Linked DNA regions of Homo sapiens: regions 1, 2 and 3 are each linked to region 4. A link is a contact called in ENCODE Hi-C data. All regions are on one chromosome and are shown on one strand. The core of a region is the stretch at or near the end of the contact, and the rest is flanking DNA. Distances in the headings are between cores, read along the strand shown. Region 1 holds the start of C1orf74 (chromosome 1 open reading frame 74). Region 2 holds the start of TRAF3IP3 (TRAF3 interacting protein 3). Region 3 holds the start of UTP25 (UTP25 small subunit processome component). Region 4 holds the start of CENPF (centromere protein F).

Region 1 (4,905 bases), core at 1,360-3,859, 4.8 Mb before region 4:
ACCCAGCGTTTTCCACTGGGCTAGAGTAGGAAGAAGAAAGATTTTTGCCTATATCTTTTCCAATCCACTCATGGCCACTTTCTTCTGTCTCCCTGTCCCCCTACAGAGGCAATGTGGGCGATGGCTCCCAGTGCTGATGGTGGTGATTGCTGCAGCACTGGCAGTGTTCCTGGCCAATAAAGACAACCTGATGATCTGAATAATTTGTGACAACTGCCTTGGGTGAAAATCAGAAGCAAGCAACTCAGCGAAAAACTCAGAAGGTTTGGGTACATTACAGCTTGGGTTTTCCAACTGACTTAGGATTTCTGACTTTTTATTAATTTCTTAACCTACTGTAAATAAACTTCACCTGACCAGATTGTTCCTCAGAACTCTCAGTTTATTCCTGAATGGTGTATTACATTAACAAGTATCACATATTTAAGCATACTGGTGGTCTACTCTCCTCAAATTCAGTTGGAGGCATATAAACATGCAGAAAAGCCCCCAGCCCTACTTTCCTAGCATGCAGCACCCACATAGAGCAGGTATATTTACAAGGTTACCATGCAAGAGTGTTTGGCTTGTCTTCCATCACCCTGCTTTTCCTCTATCATCTCCTTCCTTCTATCTTTTATCCAGTGAAAATGAAAACATCTCCACTAAGAGGACTTCCTAGTATAGAAATGGCAAGTATGTACTATCTACCAATTTGCTACTAGCACCACCATTACCTATTTACATGCCCTTTGCATTTGTGGCCAACTGATCTACAGCATTGTGCCTTAGTGTATTCAAGACACTTGGAATTGGCAGTTGAGATGATTATTTGCCATCCCCAACCTAGAGATGATCATTTACTGAGTACCTTCTATATGGGAGGAGAGTTAAAGTCAGAGGGCCACAGCCGGCAGTGTGACTATCTCAGAGGAGATGCTGAGATCAGCAAAGTCATTCTGAGTCCTAAATCGGGTTCTGAGGTCCTTCTCCCAGGTGTTTAGAATGTCCCTCAGGCCTGGGAACAAACTCTCTGGGACACTAAAAGAATAGAGCAGGATTGGGGGTTGACCTAGCAACCATGAGATCCGGGCAGTGAATACTCGTAGTGGAGTCAGAGCTAAGCAGTTGTCATCTCCCTGGTTCAGGTGAAAGGTATAGGGAACAGGATAGCCCAGGAGGATCCCAAATACAGTACACAGATTCCAGTCTGAGGAATGGAGCCTGCTGTAGGAGACTGCTAGAGATAAGTCCCTCTGCAGCCCCTGCAAATGTGTGATGATCTCAGCCACGAGGGCCTTCAAGTCCTGAAGCTGGTCCAGGGAGCAGACAGAAGGGTGACGCTGGCAGCTGGAAACATCCACAAAGGCTATGGTACCAAGCAGCACCTGCTCCAAGTGCTGACATACATGCTCAGGACTGACAATCAGGCTGTTTTCTCCAATCTCAAGGATGTGAAGTCCAAAAGTCAGGAAGCCAAGCCCCTTCAGCTCCTCCAGATAGCTCTGGAGCTCTGATGCCCCTGCACAGTTGCAATCATAGAGCACAGCTGGCTTCAGTCCCCGGGCCACAGCCAGCACCTCTCCAGCTAAGTGAAGGCAGATGGCTTGGGGTGGACTCCGTCTCTTTCCCATGCCAAGGGTCTGCTGAGCAGCTGCCACCAGCAGCTGAGGGCTCGGTGATGACATGAGATCTAGAAGCAACATCAAGAATGGCCTCCTTAGCTAGCCCGAGTTCCCTTCCCTGGGTGGCATCTTTCAGCCAGACACTTGAGGAGGGGCCTAGAAACAAAGCAGGAGCAGGGAATTATTAACAGCCTTCCTGTTAAATCGCGGTATCTTCCAAAGGTTATTCTGTCCCTCCCTGCTTTGAAATGGCGACCCAGCCCAGACAAGATAGTTTCACCGATGCTGCTTGATTTTTCTGGTTGACTTGGTCTCCCTCAATCATAAATTCGTGTGTTTTTCTAGCCTTATAGCTAGATTTATATTCCCTCTGGCTTTTATTCTAAATTTCACCTGTTGCAAATTACGTTCTCTGGTTCAAACCGTAGGGAATTTGGGGCAGAGGCGGAGGCGGGGCAGTGTTTGGCAAAATTCACAGCATTTCGCCCAAAAGCCCTTCTGGGACAGAGCTCCAAGTTCCAAATGTATCCTTTCCACTGACAACTCCCCTACTCTTCCCGCCAGAGAATAGTTATAAGAATAGTAATTTGATTAATATACACCAGAATGTGGACTAACAACCATCTCACCCTGACACATAAAAATGAATGAATGAAATCCACTAGAACTGCAGAAGGGTAGTATTTTAACTTCTGCTGGCCCCGCCTTCCCTTTCTGTCCGACATCAAGGACCCTCGGAAGATGAGATTTCTCCGATCCACACACCCCACACCAGAGCATGTTATAGTGATTTGCTAAATGAGGCATAAGTCTGTCTCACATACGTTCTTTTTCCACGTCCGCTACAGGTTCGGGGGCTCAGAAACTTTTTGCGGCTTCCTGCCTGCTGCCAGAAAGGCAGCTAGTCCCCCACGCCCAGCCGCAAGTAACACTGGAAAACCCGCCTGCGCTGGGAAGACCCTCGCAGCCCGCTCTGCTCCAGTCCCGCAGGCACCTTCTTGCGCATGCGCACCCACTCGAGTGCCGCCCTCTTTCCCCCCATTCCGTGACGTCATCCAGCCGCTCGCGCGCCTCGCGTTAGAATCACTAGCTAGGCAGCCTTACTGCGCGCCGGAAGTTTGGGCCACCGTGCGGCCCGCCCTTTCCGGCCAGACTGAACGCGGCCCCATCTGTCGGCTTAGGAACTGGGAAGGGCGGAAGTAAACGAGAAAAGGCGGAACCTGGTGAAACTGGTTTCCCGCTGCTGCCCTCATTTTGCTTCGCCGAACGTCCTCCCTGTGTTATGACGTCTGGTGTCCCACTTGACTGGGAATCCAGAAACAGGGCACACAGCAGTTAATAAACACCTTTGATTTGTGTCTGTGGAAATACGTTTTGTCCAGACGAAACATACCTCAAGACAACATATTTTGCAGAATAGCCTCACCTGTGGGTGGTGCTGAAACGTTTTAATTTTTTTTAACTTGACTTCCCTAAATCCTACATTTGAGAGGCCTACAACAGCTCTCTAGGGAGGGTGTGAAGGTGTGAGTATTCACTTTGAACAAATATGTGCCAGTCATGCTGCTAGGCCCTGGAGGTACTGCAGTGAGCAAAACAGACAAAACCCCCACTTTCATGGGGCTTAAGTTCATGTCTACTGAATCCAGTTTGCTGATTTCAAATAAGAAATGAGAAGTGATGACACAGAGGCTTTCCAGTCAGGTCATTACAAAGAAAAAGTGTTATTTCACGTAAGAGTTAACACCTTTTTAACTACCAGCGATTTGACCCATGCCACGAAGGGAAAGGATTTCTTGAGAAAACCCCAATATCTAAGGAAATGGCCCCAATTTATTTATACTTGGAGCAGGACAGAGATTAAGGGAACAGTGGACACCTACACTGGAGTTGTCACTCCTGGATCTATCTTGGTGGTGCCTTCAGTCCATGAAAAGTGAATTGTACAGTAAAGATGGGGTCAGCATGGGAGGAGGACCAGCTTATAGGAGTTACCAGCCTAAGGCTGTCTGGTTCTTAGCTCAGAGGGAATCAGAAGCTGAGAGTAGAAAGTAGTCTTCTAATTTTAGAACGTTTTCCTTCCCCGCATTTATTTAATTTTCCCATGGTGGTTAACAGTAAATCCCTAAAAGACTGATTTAGTTCATTCATTTATTCCAGCAACAAATATTTGAGAACACACTGTGTCCCAGACACTGTTCTAAGGACTGGCAGCGAAGTCCAAGACAAACAGTCCCTACCTTCAGCAAGTTTGCAGTCAAGCAGGATGCGGATGCTGAGCATTACAAGGGAAATGATTATTCTGAGAGAGGAAGTATGGGGTGCTATGGGAACATACAACCAGGGACCTAATTTTATGGGAAAGGGACCAGCCCAGATCCAACACTTGCTCTCCCAGTTTACCTCCAGTAGGTTCTTTTTAACTTGAACTAATCTTGTTTGGTGGGGTACACAGTGAGGAAAAAGAAGAGCTAGTGACAAAATCTAACTCCCTTCTCAGTCTTAAGCAAGGTGAAGGCAAGGGAGTAGAAGATATCAAGGGAGTGAGTGGTGGTAGCCACCAAAGGAGATAGCAGACTGAGGCCCTAAAAAAAGAAAGGAAATCTAAATCTATCCAGCAGGACCAGAGAAAGAGTGCTGAGGGTGATTAGATGGAATCCCTGCATGTACTCTCCCGGCATTCTGAAAAGAAGCCAAAACAAGGAAGAAACCGGGGTATCTAGTTAAGACCTCACAAATCACTCATCCATTCCTCTGACATGTTCATAAACTTTTTATAGTGGTTACGAACCAAAAGCTTGGCATTTCTTGGCACTTTTCCAATACCCTTTACCAGCTCACATTATCTGGGCTCCCACCCAGGCTACAGATAGCCTGGCTGTTAGCACTTCACAGAAGGGATATAGACTGGCCCAGATTCAAGAGCTGCCCTTCTAATTTACCTACAGTGGGTTTTTAACTTTGAGTTCCCACGTAGAGATGGGGCAGCCAAATATCAAGCCCAAATCCCTCACTTCACCTACTCAACAAAATGACCCCCAAAATGTAAAGTTTCTGTGCCTTTAATGCTTCCCGGTCCCTAAAAGCCCAACTTTTCCTCGAAGCTGGGCACCTGACCTTTAGCCAGGTTTCTTAATCTTTTCATGCTTTTCATAATAGCAAATTCCACTAGGTCTCTTAGAAACTCTAAAACCAAGGCTTAAGCACTTTAAATAAATAAGTCCTCATGTCACCACTGATTTTGAACTTTTAGTTTTTAAAATAAGGCTAGCTCAACTTTTGAGTCATTTTGAAAAGTTGG
Region 2 (4,750 bases), core at 185-2,684, 4.8 Mb before region 4:
CCAGCTACTCAGGAGGCTGAGGCAGGAGAATTGCTTGAACCTGGGAGGCGGAGGTTGCAGTGAACCGAGATCGCGCAATTGCACTCCAGCTTAGGCAACAAGAGTGAAACTCCGTCTCACTCTGTCGCCCAGGCTAGAGTGCAGTGGCACATTCTTGGCTCACTGCAACCTCTGCCTCCCAGGTTCAAGCGATTCTTGTGCCTCAGCCTCCCAAGTAGCTGGGTTTACAGGCACATGCCATGACATCCGGCTAATTTTTTATATTTTTGGTAGAGATGGGGTTTCACCATGTTGGCCAGGCTAGTCTTGAACTCTTGACCTCAAGTGATCCACCCACCTGGACCTCCCAAAGTGCTGGGATTACAGGTGTGAGCCACTGTGCCCGGCCAAAATTCTCTTTTTCTGACATCTTGGGCTCCCCAAGCCCTCTGTCCTCTACTCATTCCCATCTCTATGTGTCAAGCTCCAGACACAGGGCCTTGAGCTGTTGTCTCTCATCCTGAGTAAATGCCACTTGTCTTCAGTCCTAGTGCTTGAGAATCCATCCTCTGCTTTTCCCTGCCGATTCCTTGTCCTTTTTCTCCTCAAAGAACAGAGAAAGAAGCAGAAGCAGAGAAAATGGTGACAAACTCTCCACATGTTAATAAATGTTATCACAGCTATTTTTAAGTCTCATTACCTGCCTCACATGTGTCAAACCTTAGAATTCCAAAGAGCCACATACATCACCCAACTACCACAGTGAGTAGCATCCAGACAAGGTGAATTTTACAAGGTTACAAAGCTGCTCAGTTAACTTGTCCCAATCCAGTTTCCTCTCCACTATTTTAGCCTGAACTTCTTGGGAATTTCCTGGCTGCATCATTTGTGATGGCTTCATCTTAATGCATGCAAATCAGTTCCCTTTAGTTTTTCCCTAAATTTCCTAGTCCGGTTGACCAGATAAAAAAATGTGTAGAAGACTCTGCCTTCTATTCCTTCCTTCATCCCCCAGCTACCCACCTTTACACTCCCTCCTCATTGCTCCAGAAAGGAGCAAATCCAGAGTTGGTCTCATTCCAGAATCTGAGAAAGACACCACCTACTTCAGAAGAGCAGAAACTCTTTACAACACCAGGATTGGGAAGAGGTGGCTAAAGAAAAAGGAAAATCCTTACACAAAGAACTACCTGATACACATGAAAGCCTACACTGAGAACATCTCATCTAGGTCTTACCACCAAAAAGGCATTTTTTTCCCTCTCATAGAAACCACAAAGGTCTGAATCTGACCCAGAGGACTATCCTTTTCTAATCATGGAAAGGAATCTTGACTTGAAACTGTCCAAGAGCTCCGACCAATCCAGTAGCAAGAGAAAGGGTGGCCGGGGTGCCTACTGATGGGAGGAGCTCCTGAGCCCAGCCCTGGAGGCCTCAGAGTTCAGGGGCCCACTTAGATGATACCAGAGAGCAAGAGAGAGGAACTGGGGTTTGCGAACCTTGTGGCTTTGTCTGTTTCCTGTTTCAGCAAGGCTGCTGTGCAAAAAGAAAGACGGTACCAAGAAGGGACGTGTTAATGGGGCCCAGACCTATGGATTGAAAGCGTGTGCTTTACCCATCTGCTGTCTTGCTCCATCTGAGACCAGAGCCAAGATCTGCCCAGGACTGGAATGCTTTCCCGAGTGGCTTGAGTTGGAGCCTGGGACTAGGAGGTAACTGAGAAGGAGGATGCTTTTGTGTCCAGGTTTGGGAACTCCAACTTCGGGGTAGGGCAGAAGATGCTCTACCATCCCAGCTCCCCTGGGTGGAGAGTGGGTGGCATAGTTTAAGGGTGTCAGGGGTTTGGGTAACCAAGAAAGTATCCTGTATTGGTTTCCTGTGGCGCTAGCCATGGCACAGGGTACAGCTTGCACCACTCCTCTGTTCCAGTAGATTAGATTACATTAGATTAGGAGTGAGTCAAACGACTTAGAGTTCAGGCTACCCAGTGATATGGGCATGAATTAAATGACCTTTTACAGTTTTCTTCAAAGCAGGGATCCCTGAACACAAGACTGCCTTCCCAGCAGCTTAAGCGCAGGCCCCTCTCCCCTCAGTTCACACTGAGAGCTCTGGGCCAGGAAGGCCAACCCATGCAGGAAGCCATTCATTGTCTCCATTACAAACATGGCCAGGAAGTAAAAGCGAGACTCAGAAAGGCATGTCAAGCCACAGTCAGGTGAGGAGCCATGCCCTGTTCTCTCTCTGCAGCCTGAGAGACCAGGCTGAGCCTTCCCAGCCAGTAAACCTTCTTCCTCCAAGCTCTAAGTGAGCCCAGTCATGCTGCCAGGGGGGAACCTGAGAGATGCCAGAAAGCCTGGGCAGTGGCCAAGTGATCTTTCTTTGAACCCTACAGGGACCAGTTCCCTTTTCTTTAGCAGCCTACCCCTGTCAGCCGTCCCACATACCTTCTTGTTTTCAAGCAAGTCAGTAGGGTCCAGATATCCCAGAAACCTGGGTAGGGTTCTATGCAGCATGCTGCACCAAATCCTAGCAGGTGTGGTAGCCAAGGCATCTGGGAACACTCCCCTCTCTAAGGAGCCATTTCCACTGCAGCTCCTTTCTTGGGTAAGAAGGCTCCATGTCTGCCCCAAGGAAGCAGAGAGCAGAGCAGCTGTGTGTTTCAGTGGACTAAGGTTGGTGGCCTGGGTGGAGAGCCCAGAGAGACCTCATCTCAGGCACTGTCTTCTCCCCCACAGCCCTTTCCTCTTCGCGGCAAGAAGGTAGGAGGATTCTCAATGTTCTGCCTCCACTACAAAACCTGTGGGGAAGCTGAGCCAAACAGGGAGGGGACCTCACACCTTATGTGTGACACAGGCAGACCCCATCTCTTCCTTACCTTTCGGCTTGGTGTAATTGGGATGGCAATTATGTCCAGACCACAGAGAAGCCTTTCTCCTTATAGCCCAAACCCAGAGGTCAGAAGTAAATGTGACTTCAGCCTGGGGCCAGCATCCCCTCAATCTGGTAAACAATATACTCTGTCAAAGAGAGAGAGGGTTGAGAGGATGAGAGAAGGCATTCTTGGTCCTAGAAGTGCTAGTTTAGCTTGGAGCCTTTGTCTTACAGCACCAAGTCTTCAATATCCAACATCGGCATAACAAGGATAATATTCGCAATTACTTTTGCACCAACCTAATAGGAATACTTTATGTCTTTATTATTAAAAGGTAACATTTATTGTGTGCTCCATGCCAGGTGCATGGCCTGCATTTTGTCATTTAATCCTTATAACCTACAAGGCAGGTCCTAGCCCCATTTTATAAATGAGGAGACTGGGGCTTAGAGATGTTTAATAGCTTATCTAAAAACACACACAGGTTGTAGGTGACAGAGCCAGGACATGAGTCCACGCAGTGTGACTCCAAGAGCCAGGGTTCTCCACTGCAATCCATGGCAGAATAGCCAGGGGCTGTGGCTCAGGGATGCTGTGAGTGTAGGTTCTAGACATGGAGTTCACATGCACATAATCCTGCGTCTCCTCCATTCAGTCATTTATAACAATAGACATGGGTCTCTCAGACCCTTTCTTTTAAGTCTTTAAATAAAGAAAGTGGCAGGGAAGAAGTCAAGGGACCACCCCCTATGCCCACTCCCACCCTTATCCGAGAAGAAGAAGTAAGGAAAAACAAAGAAGAGAGCCATTCAGAATGGGTATGTAGAGGACAAACATTAATAACCTCACATTTCTGCTTGGAATCAATGCTGCCTGACACCAGAGTATGCCCCTCCAACCCTCAAGAGTCAGGCATTTGAGTGTCCAGGGCTTGACCACACAAAACTCCTCTCAGGGAAGAAGACTGCCCCACCCATGACCCTGGGGAATGAGTGGTAGGATCAGAGAGAAAACAAGAATCCTGCAGAGAATTCCAGACTGAGCCAGAGTAGCGAAGTCCCAGTAAAGGGGCAGAGAGTCTGCTACCTGTTGAGTCTGTTTGGCCTATAAATAAACCCCAAGGGGTTAGAGCTAGCAAATGCCTGCTAGTTGGTGAAGCTGAGATACCCTCCTCCCAGGGTGGTGGGTAATGAGGTCGTGGGAGGAAGAGAAGCAGCAGCAGCTGTGAGGGGGAGTCCCTCTTCCTTCATCAGTCCCTGGTCTGACTCCAGTGATCAGAGGAGGCAGGACACAGAATTTCCAACGCTCAGGATCCAGCTCATCCAAATCCAGCCCAACTCAGCAAAGTGACCAGAGGGTTCTAGGAGGATAAACTACAGAAGGTAGGTGGGGAAGAGTAGGAAAGAGAAAGGCACAGAGAAGGAAAAGGGGATTCAGGTCTAGGTGCTATGTGAATATCAGGTAAGGCCATGCAGAGGGTCATCCTGTGGCCCCTACACCAAGCCTGGCTCCCTGGAAACTTCTGATTACTGTCTTTGTTTTGTTTCTTTTCTGTTTGCAGCAGCCTTATTGAGGTACAATTCATGTGCTTGTGGGTTTGGATGGCACAATCTGTGTCTGGGCTAAGGAAAGCAGACTTGGCACCAACATTAACCCTGACAGGTTGGTAATCCTAAAGAAATGGAACCCTCAGCCCCAACAGTATTGGAGCCAGATGCTCTGAAATGGGTTTTGGCCAGCACTAGGCATGTGGCAGATGCTCAGTCAATATTGATTGGACTTGATCTGCACCTGAGAGACACAGCCCAGTCCTGAGCTTGGAGTGGGGGGCCCATGGACCATTGTCAGGACAGCAGGTTGGAGGAATTAGGGTAGGGTTTCCCTCCTAAACCATGC
Region 3 (4,693 bases), core at 818-3,317, 4.8 Mb before region 4:
TCTTTTTCCATGACCCAGTGAGCCAATGATGAGACTGCTTGGGTGGGGCTAGGGTAAATTTTTACCTGAACCTGAGAACCGTCTAGACCTGTACACAAGACCACAAGGGTGTGGAAACCGGGAGAGTAAGAGTCACCTCAAGTGCTTGAGAATATAGCTTTCATAGAAGATCTCTGGAAGAACACCAAGAAAGTGGCTGCCTCTGGGGAGGGAAACTGGGGCACTTGGGATATGTTGGGAGGGGGAAAAAGGATGGCTCTTTATTGCTATAGCCAAGTTATACTGTGGTCAGCACCTTAAAATATATGATGACATCTTGCAAACAGGCTTTTGTTGACCTAAGTGACTGTACCTTTTATCTTGAAATTACATAGAAGACAAATGGCTATTTATGGGTTCCTTGGCTGGCCCAGCTGCTGGGCACCACCCGCTCTGTTTGCATGTGTTCCTCATATTCTCCGGCCCTGTCCTCCCATCCCCACCCCAGCCTCTCCGAATCTAATTAGGAATAGTAGATGGTCACTAGAACTGACAAGAATCGCATTCTAATGGTTTTATTACAACTTCTATGGTGTGACACAGTATCAGGGAAAACCCAAATTTCCCACAGTAGCACTCCAATAGCAGAGCTATTATTTTGCTTCTCATTTCTCTCATTTTGGACGCTCCTGTTTTACCGTAAATATTCAAGTGAATTCTGCGGCTTATGATTTAAGCACTCTGTTTCTATAGAACATGGTAGCATAAGTTACTATTAGGAAAAGGATCTCACCATCTTTATCCTGTGGTCTCAAGCAGCCCTGCACACTTGCAAATCCCTAGAATACTGAGTCTACTTTTATATTTTTGCTTTTTCCTGTTTATTTAGGTGTTATTTAAATACATTAAAATTCACCCATTTTAACTGTACAGTTTAACTTTTCTTATGTATACAAGGTGTAACTACTAGCATGATCAAAATGTAAGATGGTTCCTTTACCTTCAAAAGCTTTTCCATCCCCTTTTGTCCGAGTTCAGTTATGAGACACTGGATTGGGTTTCACAGCCTTTTCTAGCATTGACTGGGGTGATTTCAGTAAAGTCACTTTACCTCTCTAGATGTGTTTCTGCTGTTGTTAAATGGGGAATGCTGGAACAGATTTGTTTGCGGGGACTCTTCCAATACTTTCAGAAAATGCGAGAATAGGGTGAGGGTGGGAATCTCAGACTTGTGGGCCCCATGATTGATATAACACACACAGGCGGCAGACCCTAATGGGTAAAAGCATGTGGTTGCATCAGTTAAGGTTTTTCTCTCTTCTCTTGCTAGCGTGTTATCTTTTCTTTTCTTTTCTTCTTTTTTTTTTTTTTCGAGATGGAGTCTAGCTTTTGTCGCCCAGGCTGGAGTAGGCTGGAGTGCAGTGGAGTGATCTCGGCTCATTGCAACCTCCACCTCCCGGGTTCCAGCGATTCTCCTGCCTCACCTCCTGAGTAGCTGGGATTACAGGCGCCCGCTACCACGCCCGGCTGATTTTTGTACTTTTAGTAGAGACGGGGTTTCACCATGTTTGGCCATGCTGGTCTCGAACTCCTGACCTCAGGTGATCCGCCCATCTCGGCCTCCCAAAGTGTTGAGATTACAGGCGTGAGCCACCGCGCCCGGCCGCTAGCGTGTTATCTTTTCTAAGCATCAGTTTCCTTATCTGCAACACCAGGCTTATTAACAAGACCTATCTGTACACTGTTGTGGTGATGAAGTGAGATGTTCAGGCACCCTTAAATGTTGGTTGATATTTTTATTGCAGTATACTGTAAAGTCACTGCATTCGACTATCTCCGCTACTACACATTTACGCAGACTGATTTCCATAACCAAAACACAAGCACAAAGCTCATGCCCCCGACTCACGCAACCCGGGAAGCCCAGCTGCCCACGTTCTAGGGCTCTGAGAACACTAGTGAACGAACTCCCGTGCTTTCAAAGAGCTGCGGTAGGGGGCAGAACCGGGAACCGGATGTTCTAAGCCTGTCGTACGAGCGCGACGTAAAGCGGATCTGCTTTATGGCACCTTGCTTTCGCCGTAAAGCGCAGTCAGCGAGCCCACGTGCTTGTGTTGACTGGACAACTTCCTGGTGGAAAACCGCGACTCTTGCAAGTGGGCAAACTTGACGTTTTCGCTATGGGCAAACGCGGGAGCCGGAGCCAGAGCCAGCTACTCAACACCCTAACTAAAAAGCAGAAGAAACATCTTCGAGATTTCGGCGAGGAGCATCCCTTCTATGACAGGTCTGAAGGGGCGTGGCAGGGCTCCCCAGTCGCCAGAGATGTATCCTCGAGTTTGGTCCTCTGGTCTCCCAGATAGTGCTGCTCCGGCCTTTTCCCACTATTCCCTGGCTCCCGCTGTGCTCGGCCGGGGAGATTCTGGCGCCATCCCGCCGGGAGATGGAGTGCTTCACGGGCCTTTTTGTTGAGCCTGTAATTTCCTGCTAAGAGGCACGCCCGTTGTGTGGGGGAGGATTTTTTTTTTTTTTTTAAGACGGTGTTTCGCTCTGTCGCCCAGGCTGGAGTGCAATGGCGCGATCTTGGCTCACTGCAACCTCTGTCTCCTCCCGGGTTCAAGCGATGCTCCTGCCTCAGCCTCCCGTGTAGCTGGGATTACAGGCGCCCGCCACCAAGCCCGGCTGATTTTTTGTATTTTTAGTAGAGATGGGGTTTCACCATGTTGGCCAGGCTGGTCTTGAACTCCTGACCTCAGGTGATCCACCCACCTCGGCCTCCCAAAGTGCTGGGATTACAGGCGTGAGCCACCGCGCCCAGCTATGGGGGCGGATTTTTGTGTGGTCAGAGATCTAGGAATTTTTTGTAGACACACATATATATATGTATATATATAATTTTTTTTTTTTAAGACAGAGTCTCGCTTTGTCGCCCAGGCTGGAGTGCAGTGGCGCGATCTCAGCTCACTGCAACCTCCGTCTCCCGGGCTTAAGCGATTCTCCTGCCTCAGCTTCCCGTGTAGCTGGGATTACAGGCGCCCGCCATCACACCCGATCAATTTTTTGTATTTTTAGTTGAGACGGGGTTTCACCATGTTAGCTAGGGTGGTCTCGAACTACTGACCTCGGGTGATCTGCCCGCCTTGGCCTCCCAAAGTGCTGGAATTACAGGCGTGAACCACCGCGCTTGGCCTGTTTTTATAATTATTTTTAACTTACATAAAATGATTGTACATATTTGTGGGATACAGTGTGATATTTTGATAACAATACATGTACCCAATGTGTAATGATCAAATCCGGGTAATTAGCATATTCATCATCTCAAACATCAATTCTTTGCGTTGGGAACATTGAAAATCCGCTCTTCTAGCCATTTGAAAATATACAATAAATTGTTAGTTATAGTCACATCATATGTTGTGTGTGTTTTTAAAGAATTTGTTGGGACATCATTGATCTTTGCAATTACGATAAGGAACTAAGTGTATTAGTAGTTGTGGTTTCTCTAGAAATGTCTAGGTGCAGTTATGATCTCAATGCTCATCCCACTACTTTGGGCTGCTTTGTCATCAGTTAGGGACATTCTTTTTTTCTTTTCTTTTCTTTTTTCTTTTTTTTGAGGCAGGGTCTCACTTCGTTGCCCAGGTTGGAATCCAGTGCTGCAATCCTGGCTCACTGCAGCCACCACCTCCTGGGCTCAAGCGGTCCTCCTGCCTCAGCCTTCCCAGTAGCCGAGACTACAGGTGCACAACACAACTCCGGGCTAATTTTTCTTATTTTTTTGTAGAGACAGGGTCTCCGTATGTTACCCAGGTTGGTCTCAAACTCCTGGGCTCAAGTGATTCTCCCACCTTGGCCTCCTAAAGTGCTGGGATTCCAGATATGAGCCACCGCTCCCAGCTTAGAGGGACATTCTAATTAAGAAATTTGCTAGAAAAACATGAACCCCGAAATCTTTTATTTAGCCAAGTTGTATCCTTCTTTTGGATGAGAGCCTTGTGTGACTCTAGGGTTTGTCATGTGACCTCCTTAAACTTTTCATTTGTCAGTTATTAACCATATTCTTGCCAGCCCTGCCCAAGTGCATGTGTAATTTTTGCATGACTATATCTAAAATGTATTTATAATGTTATATTCTGCCTTTTTCATTTAACATCTCATTTGACCTTTTCCTAATTTCTACATACTAGTAGTTAGAATGTAACATTGCCTGTTTCTTTTTAGGGTTTCCAGAAAGGAAGCAAAGCCACAGATTTGTCAACTGGTAATGCTTTCTACCTTCTTTTTAATAGTTGGTTTTGGGTTGTTCCCACTAAGATTATATCTAATAATAAAGCTTGATTACATTTCTATTCCTTTTGATTTCAGATGCAAGCTATTATTTTGGCAGTATCACTTAATTTTAAATGCAGATGTCTATAAAAATGCCATTGTGATATCTAATACAGAAGCCACAGTTTGAAATTGTCCCAGGAGACTAGCCTATTAGGCCCTGTTACAGAGGCTTATCAGAGGGCTCTTAGTGAATCCTAAGAGGGAATATCTTTTTTGGTTAGCATAAAGGAGTCACAAATACAGTGCAAAATGAACAAAGGGCCTATCATATTACAACAAACTAAAAAAAAAAAAAAAGAAACCTGTTTTCTTTTGTTGTTTTGTAATTATCCTGTTGTTCTATTAAACCTGTGGCCTAATGCCTGGGACATAAATTAAA
Region 4 (4,360 bases), core at 63-2,562:
GGAAGCAATGGAATTGTAATTTGTGTTGAAGCCAGACACAATTTGGTTCAAATTCTAAAACTACCAGACACTAGACTGATCATGGCAATGTCTGACAAAAGTTTTCCTCCCCTACCTGCTCTCTCCCCTCCCTTTGGGGATTCGAAGGTAGAAGATAGTAAGAACAAGGCCTTTCCCCAAATAGCAGTTTTATCTCCCAAGATGATCTGGATTTTAAATTACTATGTGCAAAGTTACTAGGGATGCAAAAATGAATTAAAACAGATTTTACTGTAAAGGAATTTTTGAGTCTGATGGGGGAGTCAGACGTAGACATAAATACAAGACAAGACACGGCGAAAATCCTAAACATGAAGTTTGCAAGTTCCAGGAAAGGTCTAGGAAATAATTATCTCTAAGGAGTGGGTGGGATTAGGGAGGTTTTATAAAAAAAGTGACACTTGAATTGGGTACTGCAGGAACAGTCTAATGAAAGGTAAAGTCAGGGGGCTGGAAAGTTTGGTACCTATTGAGGCAGACAACAGCATTAGAGATCTATTACTTTAACAATTAATTGTTTTGCTTCTGCCTTTAGAAGCTTATTTATAGTTTAATAGGGAAATAAAACGAGTATATAACATACATAGAAAACTAGTGGGCTTCACGAAAAGCATTACACCCCGTTTTGAGGATTCTTCTGAATTTTAAATTCTGATGCAGTGTCCTCCCCCCACGCCTTAATCCCGGAAAATAAGTGTTCAGAATCACGTCTTAGAAATATGAACCATAAAGGACAGCATTTAAGAGCGACATCCTGCATTGCGTAGATTCAATTTCAAATTACTGTACTTAGCTTCTATGAGCCTGTTAACTTTTTAATAAAATGAGGATAATACTTTCCTCAAAGAATTGTTAAGAACGACACCGGATAAAGAATGCATGACAAACACAGCACCTAGTATCTATGTCCTAAATTTACGTTTAATTAAGTAGATTGGTACGTGCAGTTTAAAAGAGGTTTCACCAGGCAGCACAGTTCCCCTGGCTGTAGGCGATAGACCACGCCTTCCTAATCAGCGGGCGCATTCCCTGACTTTTGCGGAAATAGCGGTCCAAAACCGCGTCTAGCATTAGCAAAAGCACGTGGTCTCCGTCTCCCCGCAACAACAAAAAAGAACAGTAAACTCCGGCGCAGGCACCTCCAGTAGAGGGCTTGTTTTTAAAATCCATCCGAAAGGGCCAATCAGACGCGGCAGTCTGAGTGCGCAGGCGCGGATTGGTCCGCAGCTACTTAGAGTGACCAATAGGCGTGGAGGTAAGTTTGGTTGAGACCAGAAGCGGGCGAATTGGGCACCGGTGGCGGCTGCGGGCAGTTTGAATTAGACTCTGGGCTCCAGCCCGCCGAAGCCGCGCCAGAACTGTACTCTCCGAGAGGTCGTTTTCCCGTCCCCGAGAGCAAGGTGAGCGTCCTGACTGGGTCCGGATCCTGGCCCTGGCGGCGGGCGGTAGGCGGCGGGCGGCGTGGGGGTGCCGCTGGCTTTTTGCCGGCGGGTACTGGGCGGGGAGGCCTCTGGGATCACTCTCCCGGCCCTGTAGGTGCCGGGGACCGCCCCCTCCCACCCGACCGAACTGGAGAATCCGCCCCGGGATGTGGTTCGTAGGGGTGTCTGCGCCCTTCTGCTCGGGTTCAAACTGGTCTCGGATTAGTGTCCCAGACCCTACTCGGTCACGGACTCACACTTTAGGGGATCATTTTCTTCCTCCGTAAAAGAATTGGAGATGACTAGGTATTTCCAAGCCGCCTTCCCAGTCCCGTAACCAACCTTATTGAAATTCAGGCCCTGGTCCTTTGTTTTATTGAGTAGATGTAAGCTTGAGTTTTGATCTGGTTGGCGACGTGGGGTGCCTATGGTTAGTTACGCGAGCATTTCTCTTTCCCCTCTCTTCTTCCTCCCGTCCACATTTTTTTTTTTCTTTTTTTAAATAGAGATAGGCCTCCCTATATTGCCTAGGCTGGTCTGGAACCCCTGGGCTCAAGGGATCCTCCCGCCTTGGCCTCTGTAAGTGCCAGGATTACAAGCATGAGCCACTACGCCCGGTCCTCCCTTCCACATTTATTTGAACGCGCCTGTGTGCCCGGCTCGGCTGTGTAATGAGGACCCAGAAATAAAAGGCATGGGTCGTGTCCTTGAGCCTGACCTAGAGGAGAAGGCAGGGTTATCATTCTCAGACCCAGCCTTGGTACAGTGCACGGGGACTCTGGCTTTTTGGAGGAGGTGGGGAATTCTGACAACGGGAAAGCAGTGGTGGAGGTGGGGCAGGAGGAGGTCACACAAGAGCTTCCTTGGGGACTAAGGGACTGGGTAGTTCGGGCATGAAGAGTGCCCTCCACGTATTTAAGAGATAAAGATACAGCATTTTCTGGAAAGGACAATAGTCCTGCAAGTCCTCCATGCAGGAACCTTCATCCAGGGCTTTTCTTCACTCCCCACCTCGATTCCCTGTTCCTCAAAAGTAAACTTCTGGGTTTATTTTTTTGTTCTTTTGCCCCAATGGCCCAATACAGGTGGCTGATAGCTGATCCCTTAATGGGCCAAAATCTGCTCTAATCACAGTTAGCTTGGTCTACATCTATATTGTTCTCTATCTTAGACTTTGGAATGGAAAAGCATTCAGCTTGCCAGTCTTCTTTATGTTTATTCCCCTCATTTTCTAATCATCTTTCTAAATTGCTCCTTTTTATATTCTGTTGGCTATAGCATCTTGATGTAATGATTTCAGTTGCTGGCTGAATTGTTTAGGGCAATTACAGTTGTGTGTCTCTGGGTACAGTTCTTTGACTCCTGACAAACTAGATTGGAATGGAGGATATTGAGACAGGGTCAGTTGTCCTTTGTTGGTTGAGAGGCATGTGACTCCTTTCAGTAGTTTTGGGATAAATGGGAGTGGAATACAAGATGCTGTGTTCCAAGAACTGAGAGCTAGAAAAAAAAACAAAACTGGTAGCAAAACACAGCTTTCCAGGGCTTTGATATCCAACTTATATGTTGTCTAAGACCTTTGCTTCTCCCTCTTAATTTTTTTTATTGTTCTTAGTACTTTCATGAACTGCTTATTGTTTTGATAAAAAGTTTCATTGATAAAATCGATTGAAAAAAACCATTAAAATGGCCGTTAACTTTATTTAGTAAAAAAACAAATTCTCAAACTCTTGCCTAAGTAACTGGAAAATGAATGATTTTTCTTTTTGTTTATGTTCTGAAGGCTAAAATAAAGGAAAGTTGCTATATTTTCTTCCAGCTGATTTCTATTTCCTAAGATGTGGCTGAGAAGGAGGTAGGCCACTTCACCCTTTGTACCATAGGCTGAAATATACAAGTGAAAAAGTGTTTTTAAAAAGTATGTAATAGCTAACATATATGGAAAGCTTACCAGGAAAGCTTACTGTTTCTAAGGCCTTAGGAAGTCACCATCATTATTATCCTCATTTTACAAACAAGGGAAACAAGGCATAGAGCAGCTAAATAACTTGCCCAAGGTCATACATCCGTAAGTGCCTGAGCTAGAAGAATCCGCTTTGTTTTTTTTTTTTTTTAAATTTTAAATCTTTAATTTCTGTTTTCACGTATTTTCTTCTTGCTTCCAAAAGGAAAGGAGTGCGTAGCTCTGTTGCCTGTACATCGTCCACAGCCCCTGGGTTGGAGCGGGGTCCCCTGGGCCGCCCGGGGGTCCACATGCAGCCCCTGGGGGGCCGGCGCGGGGTGAGGTCCGGGGGCTGCCTTATTGCTGAGGTCTGGCCGGTTGGTGCCGCCGCTAGGCGAGCTGGCTGGCAGCTCCTGGGAGATGAAGCGACGCAGGCCCTCCAGGTACTGGCTGTAGAGCTCGATGTCGTTGTGCCTGGTGCCCTCCACCCACAGCGGCTCCACCGCCTTGGGGCAGCGCTCGTAGAGCGCCAGCCCGTGCGAGAAGTCGATCACCTCGTCCTCCGTGCCGTGGATGATGAGCACGGGCGACGTGATCTTGGACACCTTCTCGATGTTAGGGAAGGCGTCGAAGCAGTAGGTCTTCTTGGTGTCGGGGAAGGCGACGCGCATGCCCGAGGTGAGCGGCGAATGCAGCACCACCGCGGCACACTCGTAGCGCGAGGCCAGGTCCACGGTGGGCACCGTGCCGATGCTCTGCCCGTACAGGATGATGCTGTCCGGGCTGATGCCGTACCTGGAGGCGCCGGAGCAGGGTCAGCCGCGGCCTCCGACGCGCGCGCACCCTTCCCGCCAGCGGGCGTCCCCGGGCCCAGCTCCGGATGCGACCCTCCAGTCTCCCCACTCAGCCAAGTCAGTGGGTCAGGCCCAGGCTCCACACCAGTCCCGAGGGCCACCCC

Evidence for each region. Hi-C counts contacts between places; a loop is a spot of excess contacts on that map. Pooled maps may share reads with other maps.
Region 1: a pooled map shows a loop between it and region 4 (14-fold over the local background). The contact joins the promoter of C1orf74 here to the promoter of CENPF in region 4. A Hi-C loop is called at or near these places in 5 of 50 pooled maps.
Region 2: a loop to region 4 is called in a pooled map, with 13 times the contacts of the local background. The contact joins the promoter of TRAF3IP3 here to the promoter of CENPF in region 4. A Hi-C loop is called at or near these places in 4 of 50 pooled maps.
Region 3: a loop to region 4 is called in a pooled map, with 8 times the contacts of the local background. The contact joins the promoter of UTP25 here to the promoter of CENPF in region 4. A Hi-C loop is called at or near these places in 6 of 50 pooled maps.

What each region holds. Positions count from the first base shown.
Region 1 is chr1:209,781,950-209,786,854 of GRCh38, forward strand. C1orf74 (chromosome 1 open reading frame 74) reads right to left here and starts at 2,610. Exons shown (of 2, transcript NM_152485.4): 1 at 2,429-2,610; 2 at 1-1,760. The coding sequence starts at 1,685. The coding sequence ends at 876. It overlaps IRF6 (interferon regulatory factor 6), which reads right to left. Exons shown (of 9, transcript NM_006147.4): 9 at 3,668-4,905. It overlaps TRAF3IP3 (TRAF3 interacting protein 3), which reads left to right. Exons shown (of 17, transcript NM_025228.4): 17 at 107-361. The coding sequence ends at 199. RefSeq lists enhancers at 2,315-2,932, 2,489-2,748, 2,933-3,548.
Region 2 is chr1:209,754,619-209,759,368 of GRCh38, forward strand. It overlaps TRAF3IP3 (TRAF3 interacting protein 3), which reads left to right and starts at 1,435. Exons shown (of 17, transcript NM_025228.4): 1 at 1,435-1,691; 2 at 4,416-4,516. RefSeq lists enhancers at 1,158-1,317, 1,598-2,007.
Region 3 is chr1:209,825,905-209,830,597 of GRCh38, forward strand. UTP25 (UTP25 small subunit processome component) reads left to right here and starts at 2,068. Exons shown (of 12, transcript NM_014388.7): 1 at 2,068-2,266; 2 at 4,204-4,243. The coding sequence starts at 2,160. RefSeq lists an enhancer at 2,108-2,157.
Region 4 is chr1:214,601,883-214,606,242 of GRCh38, forward strand. CENPF (centromere protein F) reads left to right here and starts at 1,313. Exons shown (of 20, transcript NM_016343.4): 1 at 1,313-1,439. It also overlaps the pseudogene ABHD17AP3. RefSeq lists a silencer at 1,207-1,416.